Regions from separate parts of the Homo sapiens genome. Here region 1 is linked to region 2. Evidence: chromatin loops called from intact Hi-C (ENCODE). Cell type or tissue: PC-3. All regions are shown on one strand. Links, peaks and the distances in the headings refer to the core of each region. The heading gives the core; the rest is flanking DNA. Region 1 has its middle 110 kb from the start of RASSF9. Region 2 has its middle 1.8 kb from the start of NTS.

The links. A loop is a pair of places that touch in the nucleus more often than their neighbours do. Peaks named below come from ENCODE experiments on the same cell type or tissue, not always from the same donor. Only the 100,000 strongest peaks of a DNase experiment are listed, where the experiment ranks them.
Region 1: it touches region 2 in a loop (2.6-fold over the local background); 16 of 110 quality-filtered maps call a loop at or near these places.

The regions. Positions count from the first base shown.
Region 1 is chr12:85,724,802-85,727,737 of GRCh38, forward strand. No RefSeq gene overlaps it. Among named protein-coding and RNA genes, the nearest start is that of RASSF9, 110 kb to the right of the region's middle. In PC-3, for the core only: a CTCF peak has its summit at 1,361 (motif pointing right); no DNase peak of the experiment used is centred there.
Region 2 is chr12:85,871,074-85,874,009 of GRCh38, forward strand. No RefSeq gene overlaps it. Among named protein-coding and RNA genes, the nearest start is that of NTS, 1.8 kb to the right of the region's middle. In PC-3, for the core only: a CTCF peak has its summit at 1,615 (motif pointing left); a DNase peak (open chromatin) is centred at 1,618.

The DNA.
Region 1 (2,936 bases), core at 278-2,777, 150 kb before region 2:
TAATAAATCATTTCAACCAACACAATTTTGCTTTTAAAATTATGTTAATTTAATGAAAGATAAGAGACCTTATTTGTTGAATTTCTAGGTCTGTTCTATTAAAATGCTAAACATTTTTGAAACTGGAATCAAAGTAAGGTGATTTCTGCCTATCTAGTGGCTAAGAAGTCAGTGCTGACTCTCTGGTTGTTATTGTCATTGTGTGTGCGTGTGTGTAGATGAATTAGAAGGGAAGGGTGCTGAAGACATGTTCTCATCCAATTGTTCTCAGTTTAATTATTTGAAAAGATGGCAAAATTTAGTTTAAAGTATACCTGAATCCCTAATTGTGCCTAAAAATTTATTCCAACGATTATGCTATGGAGTATTCTTAAAATTAAAACTATTGTGTATACCAATCATTCTCTATCATAGTCCAGCAATTCAGTTTAGAAAGTAGAAATAGCCAAATCTCTTCAGACCATCAGAGAATTTATAAACCTTGGGAAGGCCAAAGATTTATTGATGTGTCGCAGAAAGCTGTCACTCAGGCATTGGTGAAGTATCTGTCAAAAGTTTCCAGCTGATTTTCAAGATAAACTGTTTACCTTCCAGCATGGAAGAGAAAAATAATGAGTTTTACTAAATAAGAAATACACATGAAATTCTGGAATTATTTGATATGCTATACAATGACAATCAATTCTTCAAGACGCATATAATTTCAAGATAATAAGCACAGGCTTTGTCAGCTTACACTGTGCAAACTCCTAGAAGTGATTCAGATGATCATTTAGACTGATTAGGAGTAAGGAAGAGATCTCCTGTGATATTAAAGTGAACTGATGTTATACGGAATTATACTTTTCTAGTTGTCTTTTTAAATATGTATATTTTGTTTTTTCATAGAGCTTCTAAGAAATGGGTGATGTGTTTCACAATTTACAATGTCTATAAATAGAGGAAATGTATACTTTACAAAGAAAAATACCTGTCCAATTACATTTTATTTGTAAATGCTCTTTCTAAAATGATTGAAATCACATTTTCCATCTTGAGAAGGCAGAAATTTTTCATAGAATTTTCTTGATCTACTTTATTATATTGAAAAACTTTTCTCATAAAGTCATAGGTAAGCTTTTATTGAGCTTTGTCTTTACTTTGTCTTATTATTACTAATTCAATATTTTTTCTTTCCCTACTTTTTCTATGAATCTCTCAAGTTATAATCTATAGTTTCCTCTGACATTCTATATTTATTATTGTATTATCAGGACATAATATCTATTTCAGTTTCTCAACTTCAGCACTAATGACATTATGTGTCATGTAATTCTTTGTTGTGGGGAACTGTCTTGTGCATTGTAGCATATTTAGCAACATCTCTGGCCGCTACCCACTAGATGTCAGCAGCAAAACCTCCTTACCCCATCTGTGACAACCAAAATTATCTCCAGACACTGCCAAATGTTCTCTGGAGGGCAAAATGACTCCACTTGAGAACTACTAATCTATATAGTACTTGTTACATGGCTTGGTAAAGTTTACATACGGAACTATGATTCATAACCCAGGTCTCTCTAGTTCTTAAAAAACCCAGGTCCCTCTATTTCTTACAGTTTGTGTGATCTTGGGCCTCAGTTTTGTAACCTCTGAAATGTAAATAATACATTTCTTATAGAATTGTTATTTAAATTGAATGGGATAGTATATGTTTTAAAAATAACAATTTATACCTTTTACTATAAAGAAAATTTAAAAGTAGCATTTAGGGACAAAAGGAAGAGAGACCATATCTAGAGTTGTTTATGTATATATTATTATCATTTCAGTCCAACAATTTTGAAAATTACTTGTTTTATCTTGTAAAGTCGTTATTGGCGTGTATTTTTGATCCGACTTCTTGCTCTTTTCATTCATTTTCTTAGACACAATACTTTGTAAAGGTATAAAACTTTTGGTCACCTTCCTTGTTATAATTCCTCATGTAATTGAGTAAAAGTTTTGAGTTGCATAGCATACTATAATTACACTCAACTATGCCCGTTATTTTATGCGTTCATTATTCGTTCCAACTACTAGCCTTAACGTTCAATCTTGTTATTTCTCTTCATGCATTGACCACTGAAATTTGTTCCTACTCTAATAGGGAATTAGACACCGGAAGTGATATCCATTTGTGTGTATCATATCTTTCATTGGTCAACATAACTTAATTTTTACCAGCCTTGAATATTAGCCAGCCTTTAGTGGCCTGATCTGACTCAAGTGTCATGAAAAATTGGGAATGGGAAAAACTCTTAGGAGACTATTTCAGTAATCTGAAAGAACAATGATAACAAAGAAGAGATTGATATTAGAGCTATGTAGATATGAATCAGGTTGGATATCAATGATGAGCAAAATGATGGCATCTGAAGTAACTTAAGGTTTGTGGGACATGAATGACTTATTAGACTGAAGAATCGTGGGAGGAAAGATGTGTGCATTTTGCTATCTAACTATATATGTATATGTAGGTATGTACACACATATGTCTTTATATATATGTATGCATATATAGAAGTTAAAACTTTAAGATGAATCATAAAAAAATAAAATCTTCCAGTATTAGAATTATTCATATCATGTAAATCTTTTTAGGGGGCCAATTAATTTTTAAAGTCTTACATTAAATGAATAATTTACTTATAAAAAAATATCAGCCATCATATGATTGCTAATGGGAAGATGACAACATACTCTTAGAACGTATTACTACAGTTCACAAACCATGACTTTGTGACAGCTATATAATTTTAGTGAAATTATGAAGTAGAAAAAGCATTGTGATGTTGGAAAAAAATGCTTCAAAATCAGTTCTTGCACTGAGACATTATATAATAACATAGTTGCCACCGCTTCATATTTTTTTCTTGCAAGTAGAAGAAATTGTCATATATTCCCTCTTTTACATT
Region 2 (2,936 bases), core at 291-2,790:
TAGAAGTAGACGAGACTACTTTCAGGACTCAAACTTGGAAATGTTTTTGTTGATTAAGCCATAAAATACAGGATGATCATAGGAAGGTGAAGGGGAGATTCCAGGTTGTAAAAACACAACAGGCCAAGTTTCAGGTATTTAGGTTACCAAAAGATTGGAAAATCCTGGAAGCTGTTAATGAGGTATTAAAGTCACCAGAGCTATAGGAAAAAACCATAAGGAACTGAAAAACCAACCCTTGATCAGTTGGTTCCAGAGCTTGCCCTTCTCCAAACAAAATAAGCTTACAGACCACTCTTTCTAACTGCCAATTCTTCAGGTGTCTCTGTTGATTATTTTCAGCAATTACCTAATAAAGGTCTGACATAAGTAACAGTACAAGCTTAGAAATCTACCTACTTTAGAGATGTTGTAATCAACAGGTACCTAACAGGTAACATCCACTTAAGAAGGCCAACACAGGAATATTATTAAAGGACAATGCTTAAAATCTTTATCAGATATTTTAAGAACTAGGTAACCCTTAGAAGGATCTAAGGTATGCCGGGCATGGTGGCTCACGCCTGTAATCCCAGCACTTTGGGAGGCCGAGGTGGGCGGATCATGAGGTCAAGAGATCGAGACCATCCTGGCCAACATGGTGAAACCCCGTCTCTACTAAAAATACAAGAATTAGCTGGGCCTGGTGGTGTGCCTGTAGTCCCAGCTACTCGGGGGGCTGAGGCAGGAGAGTTGCTTGAACCCAGGAGGTGGAGACTGCAGTGAGCCGAGATCACACCACTGCACTCCAGCCTGGTGACAGAGAGAAGCTCCATCTCAAAAAAAAAAAAAAAGAAAAAAGAAAAAGGATCTGGGGTAAAAAGCCTTTAAAATAAAAACAGTTCACCCATCTCCATAGCAAGGTGTCTACAATCCTGCATTAAAGGCATCATTTAGGAAGTTCGTAGGGTACTTTTTAAGTGGAAAAATACATACTTAACCTTTATCCCTACAACAAATTGTTTTATTGGTTTATGTGTAGCTTGAAGGCATTAGATTAGAGCAAGAAACAAAAAGCCTAACACATTAAAGAAAATACCAATTAGAGGTCAAAGTTTATCTACATCATAATTTTACCAAAGTTATACATCTTTTTTCCCCAAAAGAAAAGTAGCATATAGCATCTATTTGAATTTGAATTATTTGACATAACTTAATGTTTCCCCTATTCTTGAATATTTATCACATATCTCAATTTTCACATTAACAACTAATATCCATGTTATATATTTAAAATGAATTTCCATTAATTCTTCTCCCCCTTTTTTCTAATTAATTAGGGATCAATTTTGTCAACATATTGAAGAAATCATCTGAGGAAAATAAGAATCACATTTCCTTTTTACTATTAGACTGCTATCACACATTTTAAAAGATCATTCTTTGTATTTGCAATTCAAAAGCAGAGAAAACAACTAATTTAATTATCATGCAAAGTATATATAATTTTCCCGATTTGTTAATCAAAGTGGCTTTAAGAGGATTCTGTCACAAAGATGCTCTGATAGTAACAGGAAAGTAAGCACAAATCCTCACTGAGACTCTGTTAAGTGAAAACCAAGTGTTTCAAGCTTCCATTGCTCCCCCTAATGGTAGGAAAGCAGAAAACATCTAGACGTATGTATTTCACATTTGTCAACTAAATACTTTACAGAAACCTTCCTCCATGTGAGTATGTTCAATATTGTGTTTTATGTAAGTTCAGAAAACAAACTAAAAGTAATAAATATATCAGTTATTATTAAATTTCTGGTATTATATGAAAGACTCCTTGCTATTCTAAGTAATTATTAAATGTTTGGATTTAATCGCTTTGCTTAAGTTTTGGGTAAAGGTGAAAAAGTTAAACTCATAGATTGTATAATATAAATCAATTATCTATAGGAACCAATCCTATTTTTTCTCAACTGTTACTACATGATTGATTTATTTAAAAATTAAACAAGACTCAGACAACTTTACATTCAAATATTCACATCTCTAACAGCACTGACTTGTCAAATTACCCCATGTATCTTGAAATGCTTACTACAAGAAGAAAGTTTTACTCTAAAAGGCATTTTGAACAATTTTCTTTTGAGAACTCAGACAAAGAATGGGTATCAGTGTAACTCATGAAATACATGAAGACTATCATAGAAAAGTGACTTTGGTGAATGGTGGTTATTTAGGATTGTCTCCTTTCCAAAAGTACAATCTCTTTTTTTATGGTGAAAAGAGTATTATAACAGGGAAAGAAAGCCGATGCAATAGTAAAAACTGTTGAGAAGGGAATTATACAAAGAGTGAGACATGGCATCAAGAATGAATTCAAAAAGAGCAGAAAAATATAGGCATAAAAAGAGATAATGTACAGAAAAAAAGTCAGTGATACAACAACACAAATTTTTACCTGCTAGAATGTAAGTAATTTAGAGCTGGATTTTATAAACATGAAATTGTTTTTCTAATACATTCAACCAAAAGTCAGCACACATAGTTCAGTCATCTCTCATTACTTACAATAAAATATTTTCTATTTGTTAGGAAATAATATCTTATTCCCTGGATCTATTATTTCTTTTTATTGATTTTCTTTCTATTCTCTAAACTTAATTGCTTAATTTTTATAACTGATTCTCTGTCTCTATTCCATCTTATTCCAGCATGGATTATTTAAAACCTGTATTAGTTTTGGAACCACTAAACATTTGCTCAGAAGTTTGAATTACCAGAGAAGCACCCTAACTCTTCAAGAACTTCCAAGCCTAAGGAATCACTGATTTCATGCATTCATCCTGGAGATTTTCCTTAAAAATTAGAAATAACAGATCTCATGTTTCACAAAATCAAAATGACAACTTTTGGAGTGGGGGAATGAGAAGTGGGAAAAGGATGATACTGGGGGTTCTTTGTCA